2 separate regions of the Homo sapiens genome follow, and region 1 is linked to region 2. A link is an interaction called in ENCODE POLR2A ChIA-PET data of the cell type or tissue named here. Cell type or tissue: K562. All regions are shown on one strand. Links, peaks and the distances in the headings refer to the core of each region. The heading gives the core; the rest is flanking DNA.

Region 1 (5,365 bases), core at 269-5,268, 160 kb after region 2:
CAGAATGAGGTATATAAAACATGTATATAGAGAAATGCCTTTATAGAAAAGTAGAAACCAGTAATATTCTCTTCTCCAGCATCACTAACACCAAGAGACCACCTGAGGTCTAGGTCCCCAAAGCAGATGGCTCCATAGAAAGCCCCACTAACCCGTCTCCACATTGGGCAGTGGAAGGGTTCTGGAAAGGAAGCTCTATGGCTAGGAGCTGCCAAGGCCTCTTGAGTGTGACATCACAGGTTAGAGGCCCTGCTGAGCTGCTAGCACAGTGCAGTGGAGAAATGTTGCGCTCCGTCAGGAAGCTGGGCTCTTGCCATGCCAGTAGCTTGCTTACGACCTTGGGCAAGTCACTTTTTCCTCTCTGGGGTCCTGTGTCCAAAAGGCTTAATGAGCCCTTTCTAATGGTTCTTTGATTGCTTTATGAGTTAGGGGCTGTGACCCTAGCCCCAGTGCCCTACAGGAAGGTGCTGACCTGGACGCCCGCAGGACCACCTGCTAAATCAGGCCCACTTGGGGAGCAAGCCCTGAAGTGCTTTATTACCTTGCCTCTGAGCTTAGTTTCCAGGTTAGCCTCTTAGAAGCAGCTCACAAGGCCCCACAGTATAATTCCCATAGGTTAGCTAACTACTCTCTTACCTGTGCAAAATGAAGACAGGTCACTATCCATCCCTGAAGAGAAACTGGGGCATCCCAGGTCTGCCTCTGCTCCTGTGGCCAAAGGCGGAGCAGATCCTTCTCTATCCTCTTCCTAAGTGGAATGCTCAGTGCAATTCTTCCTTTCCTTATGAAACAGGAAGAGTCCCTGGGCCCAGGCCTGGCCCACGGTTGTCAAGGCACATCATTGCCAGCAAGCTGAAGCATACCAGCAGCCACAACCTAGATCTCATTCCCAACCCAAAGTTCTGACTTCTGTACAAACTCGTTTCCAGTTCTCAGAGGTCAGTAGGGAGTTCCATCCCAAATATTTTAAAAACTAAATATATTTTTTCAATGCCATCCCTTGACCTGCTTTACCTTAACCATGAATAACAGTGTATGCCACTCAAGCCCACAGTGGAGACTGAGGCCATCTTAGTAAAGCACAGAGGAGCCTGGGGGAGCTCCCCGTCTATCCCTGGTTCAGTTCCAGGGGTGCAGGCAATGTTTGGAAGCCCTTAGCAGCAGCATCACTGTGGGAGCTGCCACTGTCTCCATCCACAGACAAAATCTGCTCCAAGGGATGGACAAGGAGCACTGTTAGGACCCTACCCAGCCTTACCCTCAGCCCACAGGGCCACCTGCTTCTGTCACTCTTACTAGGATTCGCCAAAAAAGCGGGGGAGTGGTAGGGTTTTAACCAGAACACAAAGTGGTAGTTCCTCCTAGCTGTAGGAGGGTGGGCTGTCCTGCACCAGTGTCTGCATGGGCTCCTGCCCACTGGGGGGGCTCAGGCCCCAGGAGTCCCGGCCTGGCCCATAAGGGGGGTGGTGCCCTCCTGAGGGTCAACTGGAGTCTGGCTGGTGTGGACCACGACAGTCTTCTCATCCACAATCTCACAGGTGGGGTTGGTGAAGGCAGACAAGGGCAGAGTGATTCGCTGCATCTCCCTCTCACATACTTTCTGATCATGCTGTTCTTTCAAATCCTTCCCCCTGGCAGGAAAAAAACAAACAAACATTCAGGCTATGCCTCCTGCATAGCTTTGCTCATTAGATAGCATCCCTGAGGCTCAGCAAGAGCAGCAGCTTGCCATTGTCACAACAAATCAGTGGCTGAGCCAGGACCCAAACTCAGGTCCAGGATTCTAGGATATCCATTCTGCAAGACGGCGTTAAACTCAACAAGAAGCTCCTGCACCTCTGGTCTTAGGTTCTCCATCTGTAAAATAGGGTGACAGCAGTATGGACTTCATACAGCTTCACCGGGGCTCAATGAAAATAAAGTAAAGGACAGAGACTTTTTTTTTTTTTTTATGGTTGAGACAGGGTCTCAACATGTTGCCTAGGCTGGTCTCAAACTACTGGGCTCAAGCGATCCTCCCACCCCCCAAAGTACTGGGATTACAGGCGTGAGCCACTGCACCTGGCCAGATAGAGACTCTTAAAGCAAGACACAGTTTTGTTCTTTCAGCCCCAGAGACCCAGAGAACTATCTGAACTTCGGACCTAACCCATAAAGTTGTCCAGAAAACTGACCTGATCATCCTGCTGTGAGACAGCCTCCCAGAGATGCTTATTACTTTTAATAAGCATCTACTAAATGTCAGCTACAGGCTTTTTTTTTTGGAGATGGAGTTTCGTGCTTTTTGCCCAGGCTGGAGTACAATGGCACAATCTCGGCTCACTGCAACCTCTGCCTCTCAGGTTCAAGCGATTCTCCTGCCTCAGCCTCCCAAGTAGCCAGGATTACAGGCATGCGCCACCACGCCCAGAGTATTTTGTATTTTTAGTAGAGATGGGGTTTCTCCATGGTGGTCAGGCTGGTCTCGAACTCCCGATCTCAGGTGATCCACCCGCCTCAGCATCCCAAAGTGCTGGGATTACAGGCGTGAGCCACCACACCCAGCCTAATCCCTGTTTTATAGATGAAGAAACTGAGGCTTTTGAGTTTAACTTCCGCGCCTTGCTTTCCTCAGCAACCTCCTTTACCTGTGGCCAGCTGAGCTGCTGCTAATGGCCAGGCTGCATCATATACAAGTCTTTAGGGGAAAAAAATCAATTTGTATTAATGAGGCAGAGCAGGGCTGGAAGAGCAGTCAAGGGTAAAGAAAGCAGATGCTGGCACTAGTCTGGATTAGTCTCATCCATTTGGAAGCCTGGAAGCACACTCAATCCCATGTGCCTGCTGTTAATGGTGCCTGTGAGTCCTAGAGATGCAGTGGCTGCTCCCAGCTCCCTTGGGTGACCTTTGAGAGGCCACTAGGCCTGCTACACTGACCATCAGGCAGCCTAGCCCCTTCTCACTGCTTGGGGGTAGGGGGTGGTTAGCCTGGGTGTTGTGTGGCAGCCAAGAAAGAACAAAAGGCTTGTTCACTGACTTAGTTCCTCTCCTAAGGGAGTGGAGTGGTGTTGACTTACAGTTTTTCCCTCCCCTTTTTATCAGAAAATAAGACCTCCCTCTGAAGCTAGTGCAGACAGTACACTTAGCTCCTCAGTCACAGACTGGCCATTTGAACCTCGTGGCCTAGACTACCAGGACAAAGACCCGGCCAGGCTGAGCTCCCACCCACCCCCATTTACAGCCCTCCCTCCCTAAGAGGAAGCCTGGTGCCTGCCCACCCATCCCAGCCAGGGAAAAGCTCCATCCCATTAGGCAAGCCTCATGGCCTTTGGCAGAGCTCAAGGCTTACAGTACCTACCCTGACTGCTTGCTCCAAGGCCAGGGTGGGACTGGGAGCTGAGCTGGCCAGAGAGAGCAGGTGTAGAGGAAGCTGCTGCCTACCTCCAACTTCCTCTCCCAGAGTATGGAAGCACCACAGACCTCATTCAGACTACACAGGTCGTCTTCAATTATTACTCTGAGCCGCTGCTATTTTCCCAGTCAGAGGCAGTGCTGTGCCACACTGCTGCTCAGGAAAAGTTCCCAAGGCAGCTACAGGTAATAATCACAAGAGCAGCCAACATTTATTTCCTGCTTTCTTAATAAGTAAGGCCCTACTGTATGCTGCCTCCAACTTCCTCTCCCAGGCTATAGAACACCAATTGTATGCCTAAACTATACTGTCCAATTTCATCCTCACAACCTATGTGGTATCTATTTTGATCTGTTTCATAGATAGGAAGGCAGATGCAGAGAAGTTACACTATTTGTTCAAGCAAATGGCAGAGCTGGGATTTGAACCCAGTCTTAGCACCGGCAATATTGTCTTTTTAGGAAATAGAGTTGGGAGTATCACCATATCTAACCCCCTTACAGTACAGATGAAGAAATTGAGGTCCAGAGAAGGTAAATAACTTGTCCAGTGTCACATCCAGAATAGGTGAAAGTTCCAGAACTAGATCTTGTTTCTTCTGACTTTAAACCCAGCCTTTTTTTAAATTTCTATTTTTCCTACTTTCCTTTGCAATTCAAAGCAAATTTACATGAGGCTACTTGGCCTCACTGGACTTGCTGGAGATACTAATACTCCTCAGACATACATTACTAGCTGTGTAGCCTGGCCATTGTACTTAACTCTGCTAGGTCTCAGCTCCTCACTGTAAAATCTAACAGTGCTCCTAGTGTGGTTGTGAGGCTTAGTCAAGGTAATCAGGAGGCTGGGTGCAGTGGCTCATGCCTATAATCCCAACACTTTGGGAGGCCGAGGCGGGTGGATTGCCTGAGGTTAGAAGTTCAAGACCAGCCTGGCCAACATGGTGAAACCCCGTCTCTACTAAAAATACAAAAATTAGCAGGACATGGTGGCGGGTGCCTCTAATCCCAGCTACTCGGGAGGCTGAGGCAGGAGAATCACTTGAACCCAGGAGGCGGCGGTTGCAGTGAGCCGACACAGCGAGACTCTGTCTCAAAAAAAAAAAAATTAAGAAAAAAAGATAATCAGGGAAGAGCATACAGTAGGGCCTTACTTATTAAGAAAGCATGAAATAAATGTTGGCTGCTATTGTGATTATTACCTGATTGGTGTGCTATTGTTTCTGTTTACATTTAATACTTATAATCTTAGATGGGTAGATGTGGAGGGAGGATATATCCCCATTTAACAGACAAGATACCAAGGCTCAGAGGGCACCTGAACCCACACTCAACCTACAGCTCTTTTCAGGACACTCTGCTCTCTGACTTTAGGAAGAGATGAAGGCTGCAAGCTTGTTTTTAAGCCCACATGCGGTTTCCTGTTGTACAGTCTGTTCTCAGAGCAGTTCTGCTGAAGAAAGGGGTGATCTGGTCGTTAGTGACGGGGAGTCTGATGACTGGGTGCCTTGCCCTGAGTTTACAGGAAAATAAATTTTAGGCCTCAGGGCAGTCTCGTGACAGCCTAGAGGAACAAATCTAGAAGAAAAAAGACTTCCACTGGACACCAGAACTGAGCTCAGAATTAAGAATGTTTAGTCAGTTCAAGCACCTGGAAGGCCTGGAAACTGTCACAGGATTGCAGGACAGCCAAATGCTGTTGGGTGGCTGAGGAAAAAGGAGATAGTTCAAGGACTAAACTCAGCCAATGTGGCTTAGGTCTGCTTATGAATTGTAAGGCCAGGGCCACTATGTCATTAACTCTGAAATGAACAAGCAGGTGTCCCTGGACCTGCATGTCAAGCATCCCATTGTGGGAAACAACCTCAGACTGGGCGTCAGGATGTCCTCTCAAGTCAATACTTTCCCTCTCTGGACCTCTGCTTCCTGCATCATAAGAAATCAGAGAGTACTAGTCCATTACCCACTTTTTTTT
Region 2 (5,365 bases), core at 55-5,054:
AGGACAGCACTGAGTTTCCAGGAGTGGGCTGGATGAGCCCTGGACCCTGCCTCAGTACGCCCACCCCCCTCCCCCACCAAGAGTGAGGGCAAGGAGGGAGCCAGAAAGGGCCTCCAGAGACAGCCGTCTCCAGGGGGGCGGTTCTCCCTGACAGCTGCCCCCAGCCTGCCGCCCTGAGCCCCAGAGCCTGTTATCAACCTCCTTAGTCATCACACCAGGAGCTCAAATATAGCTCCAACTCACTCCCTTTTCAGCTGGGGTCCGCCCCCTACCCCCTTCTCCTGACAAGACCAGGCTTGGGTCTCAGAGCCCCTTCCTTGTCCTCCCAGGAGAGTAACCACCCTCAGCCTGTTTCAGCATCCACCACATGGGCAGGCTGAAGTCAATGGTGGTGATGATGATGATGATAAATACAGAGCAGCCACCTTTATGGAGAGCTTGCTGTGCCAGGCAGGCTCTATGCTAAACATTTCATATATATTATCCTGTTGAATCTTCACCAGCAAACTTAGGAGGTGTCTGCTGTTTTAATCTCCCTTACACAAATTGGGAATCAGAGTGACCTCCTCAAGTAAGTCAGTGGCAGGGCCAGAAACAAAGTCCCCTGCAGGGTCTGAGCTCAGGGAGCGGGTGGTGGGAAATCCTGGGTTGCCCTCCTGAGGCAGAGGAGCCCTCTGCAGACACATTTGCATGACATTTGCCTGGCTTCCAAAGGGCACTGATGCCCCTGTCCCAGCCCTAGATGGCTGAGCCTTAGGACTGGTCCCAGAGGCCTGGATCTGCCCATCATTCCCTCTAGGATTGCATGAAAAGCTGGGTAGTCTTGGGGGCTCCCATTTTCTTTTTCTTTTTTCTTTTCTTTCTTTCTTTTTTTTTTTTTTTTTGAGACAGGGCCTCTCTCTGTCACCCAGGCTGGAGTGCAGTGGTACGATCTTGGCTCATTGCAACCTCCACCTCCACCTCCCAGGTTCAAACAATTCTCCTGTCTCAGCCTCCCAAGTCGCTGAGACTACAGGCATGTACCACCACACCCGGCTCATTTTTATATTTTTAGTGGAGATGGGGTTTCGCCATGTTGACCAGGCTGGTCTCGAACTCCTGACCTCAGGTGATCTGCCCACCTCAGCCTCCCAAAGTGCTGGGATTACCCGCACTTTGCCAGTACTCCCCCAGCCCGGGGGCTCCCATTTTCTTATTTGTAAAACAGGAGACAGAGGATAAGACAGGATGAGTTCGAATCTTCCTTTTTCTGGTAACCTGAGCATCACCACCAGGTCTACTCTCACATCCTCCCTGACTGTCACCTCCAACTCCAACACTACCTCTTTCATTGACACAACACCATCATCAGTATTGGTATCATCATCACCTCTACCTTTGCCATCACCATCACCTCCACCACCTTCACCACAACCACTGCTAGCCCCCTACTTCCATCATCACAGTTACATACATCATCACATCCATCACCACAGTCGCCTTCCCCGTCACCACTGTCACCATCTCCACTATCGCTGTCCAAAGACCTTTCTACCCCAACACTCTAATATGGCCTGAGTCTCTGCCCCTGCAAATTCCAGCAGAGATGCTGGCCTGAGAATACAGACTAGACCTACTGACAGTCAAGCAGAGGTAGGAAGTGCCTTCAGGAGAGGAAAGTGAGGCATCTGCCTTCATGTAGGAGACTGCACAGGCCCATGCAGATGCTCCATGTTGGTTAACAGGGAGCTCTGCACACACAACTCTGAACACTTTCTGCCTAAAGTGGGTGGGATCACTCCTCTCTAAGCCATGAGAAACAGATCCCACAGCCATCCCAGCCCAATCTGACCCTCATCACCCATTCACTCTTCTAATTCATTTATTCATTCAACAAACACTCCCGTAGGCCTGTTGGGGACCATGTCCTGGGCTGGGTCCTGGCTGTAGCAATTCTCAGGCCTGTTTGTAACTCTCTTGTCAGTCTGTTACCCCACTGCTGGGCCCTTCTCCACCCAAGTTCCCTTCCCCCAGATAGCTCGAAGGGCTTGTGCTCATCCTAGGTCACTAAGTTTTCTCACTGAAACACAGGAGACCTTCTCAGTTCACCAGGTGACCTTGAGCAAGTTCCCCTCCCAAACCACACCCAGTGAATACTGGAGAGAAGAAAGCTGACAGAAGCCGGGCTGGGTTAGGCCTGGCTGTGGGGACATCTGAGGGCAGCTAGGTGTCTGCAGAAGAGGAGGGGCTGGTGCTGAGGCCTGAGATGGGAAAAGACTGCAGTGGCTGGAGCCTGAGTGTCTGGTTCTGGGTTGGGAAGAATAGAGCCTGGGACTGGCAGTAGGAGTGGAGAGGGTGGCACCAAGACCTGAAAATGGGGCAAGGGTGGGGGCCGGGGCAAGCTCTGAGCTGGCAGGGAGCCAGGAAGGTCACAGGATCAGGGCAAGAACTCAGTTGTCTCTGAGGCCCTGGAGAGGGTGCAGACCTCTGAACCACCTGTCCTACCTTAAGGCAGGTGTGTTAATGCCCCTCCCTGGAGCAAAGGGCTGACCAGGCCTACGGCAGAAAGGTGAAGGTAGACAGACAGCCTCCTTCCTGCTGCCAGTTGGGACCTGGGCCAGGCAGATGGGTACACTCTCCCCTCCCCACTCCATGGCTGTTCCAGCCTCAGCAGCCAGTTTGAAGGATTCCCAGGGGGTAGCCACCTTGCTTCGGCCTCTTCCAGGCTGGGAAGTGGGAGCCTGTGCCTTTAAATTCTCAGCAGGTTGAAATGGCTGATGACATCACTGGTTCCCGGGAGCGGTAGAGCTGGAGCCGGAGCCAAGGGAGTCCAGGCTGCCGGGGGCTGCAGACATGGAGGGCCAGAGCAGCAGGGGCAGCAGGAGGCCAGGGACCCGGGCTGGCCTGGGTTCCCTGCCCATGCCCCAGGGTGTTGCCCAAACTGGGGCACCCTCCAAGGTAAGACCCCTGAGACCCAGTGCCCCCCGCTTTCCTGATCCCTGGTTCCACACACCCCCCCCACATACACTGCAGGCTCCCTGGTGCTCCTGACTGAGGGGCTGGTACTTTCCTCTGCTCAGCGAGCAGGGGCTAGGTGAAGAGAGCACCCTGGGGGCTGAGGGGCAGTGACAGGATGCCCGGAGACAGATGAAGTTAGCCATCTCCAGGAGCCCTTGGGAGAGTCCTGGACTGGGTATCAGAGGACCCAGCTGTGCTCCACCTTTGCTGTGTGACCTTGGCCAAGTTGCTTTTCCTCTCTGAGCCAATGCAAAATGAGGGGGCTTGTCGCTGAAGACTAAAACTGTGACATCTGGGATGGCTAAGTTGTTAGTACTGGAGGCGGTGTGATAGTTGGGGGGAAGCCGGCACACAGTGTGACACTTGGAGCCAAGGAGGGTGCCTAAAATGCCACCTCAAAGAACTGAGTTTGAGAAGGGAGGTGGAGATGGAGTTTTAGGTACTCTGAACTGAGAAGGATACGGGACAGAAACAGAAGTGCGTCTCCAGAGGCAGGGCCTCCCTGCGCCCTGTTACCCTACCTAGGGCCATCCTGGGGCAAGTATAGACATTCTTCTGCCCTCCTTGGTGAAGGACACTTTATCCTGTCTTCTGGAGACAGGGGACATCAGAGAGAATAGATGGGGAAGGAGGATAGGTCTCTACAGGACTCCGTGACTCCCCACCCCTCCCACCTGCCGGACATAAATGGGATACCTGCTTGCCTGTCCTTTCAGGTAGGGGAGAAAGTGGAGGATGTAAGAGGGCACAACCTGGGCACAGAGAGATGTGACACCAGGATCAACTTAGAATCCTGGACTTGCTCTGAATGCTAGATTCACACTTGGTGAGGATGGACTATTCAACGGGGCTAGATGGAATTCTAGCAAATGTTGGGCTCATAAATGCAGACAATGGGAGATGAAGATTCCCCAGAATATAATGTGGCCAGGAACCCTAGACCCCATCCCTTCATTTTACAGACAGAGAAACTGAGGCGCTGGGCAGAGAGGTACTTGCCTAAGGTCACACAGAGCTGGGCTTTGAATCTACACAGCCAGTCTCAGCTCCCAGCTCTTGCTCCTGAGTGGAGCTCTGGGAATGGGTAAGAGAACAGAGAGGGCTGTAACCAAGGGATTTGGATGTTTAGGGGGCGGTGGGGAACTGAGGGTTTCTGGGCATTATGAAGGAAGGGAGAGGTATTTAACAAGCTGCACCTGTAGGTCTGTATCTTGACAATAGAAAAAGAAAAGAAACAGGCTGTCCCCAGTGTGCCCAGACCTGGGATGTCAGGTCAGTAGCCGTGGCTGGGGGAGCTTCAGGGACTGCAGTGGGAGGGTTGCCCAGGGAAGCTGCCCCGAATGGGCAGGGTGTGGGTGCCAGCCAGGAAGGCAAGGCAAGTCCTCAGGTTTAGGTTCACACTCTGCCTCATTTGAGTCAGGGTCTGAGTTTCCCCATCTGTGAAAGAGGTTTCAGACTTAAAGGAGGGGTTAGGGTTTTGTGTCCTATCTCCTCCAAGACAGAAGTTGACCTGCAGCAGAATAGATTGAAGTGAGATAGTAGGAAGAACTTCCTTGGAAAGATGTGCCTTTCTTAGCTAGATGAACTCTGCCAGGGTCTATATGGAAGTTGGGGCCCAATGCCCTGGTTAGGGTCACTCTGAATCTTTGACTTGTCCTCCACAAGGTGGACTCAAGTTTTCAGCTCCCAGCAAAGAAGAACGCAGCCCTAGGACCCTCGGAACCAAGGTTGGCTCTGGCACCTGTAGGGCCACGGGCAGCTATGTCAGCTTCCTCGGAAGGACCGAGGCTGGCTCTGGCATCTCCCCGACCAATCCTGGCTCCACTGTGTACCCCTGAAGGGCAGAAAACAGCTACTGCCCACCGCAGCTCCAGCCTGGCCCCAACATCTGTGGGCCAGCTGGTGATGTCTGCCTCAGCTGGACCAAAGCCTCCCCCAGCGACCACAGGCTCAGTTCTGGCTCCGACGTCCCTGGGGCTGGTGATGCCTGCCTCAGCAGGGCCAAGATCTCCCCCAGTCACCCTGGGGCCCAATCTGGCCCCAACCTCCAGAGACCAGAAGCAGGAGCCACCTGCCTCCGTGGGACCCAAGCCAACACTGGCAGCCTCTGGCCTGAGCCTGGCCCTGGCTTCTGAGGAGCAGCCCCCAGAACTCCCCTCCACCCCTTCCCCGGTGCCCAGTCCAGTTCTGTCTCCAACTCAGGAACAGGCCCTGGCTCCAGCATCCACGGCATCAGGCGCAGCCTCTGTGGGACAGACATCAGCTAGAAAGAGGGATGCCCCAGCCCCTAGACCTCTCCCTGCTTCTGAGGGGCATCTCCAGCCTCCAGCTCAGACATCTGGTCCTACAGGCTCCCCACCCTGCATCC

The links. ChIA-PET counts read pairs that join two places held together with the same protein. Peaks named below come from ENCODE experiments on the same cell type or tissue, not always from the same donor. Only the 100,000 strongest peaks of a DNase experiment are listed, where the experiment ranks them.
Region 1: POLR2A ChIA-PET joins it to region 2 with 5 read pairs; 4 of 35 experiments call an interaction of 5 or more read pairs at or near these places.

What each region holds. Positions count from the first base shown.
Region 1 is chr22:31,281,658-31,287,022 of GRCh38, forward strand. It overlaps PIK3IP1 (phosphoinositide-3-kinase interacting protein 1), which reads right to left. Exons shown (of 6, transcript NM_052880.5): 6 at 1-1,631. The coding sequence ends at 1,427. Among named protein-coding and RNA genes, the nearest start is that of PIK3IP1, 8.1 kb to the right of the region's middle. In K562, for the core only: no CTCF peak of the experiment used is centred there; no DNase peak of the experiment used is centred there.
Region 2 is chr22:31,120,183-31,125,547 of GRCh38, forward strand. INPP5J (inositol polyphosphate-5-phosphatase J) reads left to right here and starts at 2,784. Exons shown (of 13, transcript NM_001284285.2): 1 at 2,784-2,937; 2 at 4,663-5,365. The coding sequence starts at 2,833. It overlaps LOC105372995 (a long non-coding RNA gene), which reads right to left and starts at 120. Exons shown (of 3, transcript XR_938163.3): 1 at 1-120. In K562, for the core only: no CTCF peak of the experiment used is centred there; a DNase peak (open chromatin) is centred at 209; H3K4me3 peaks cover 483 bases.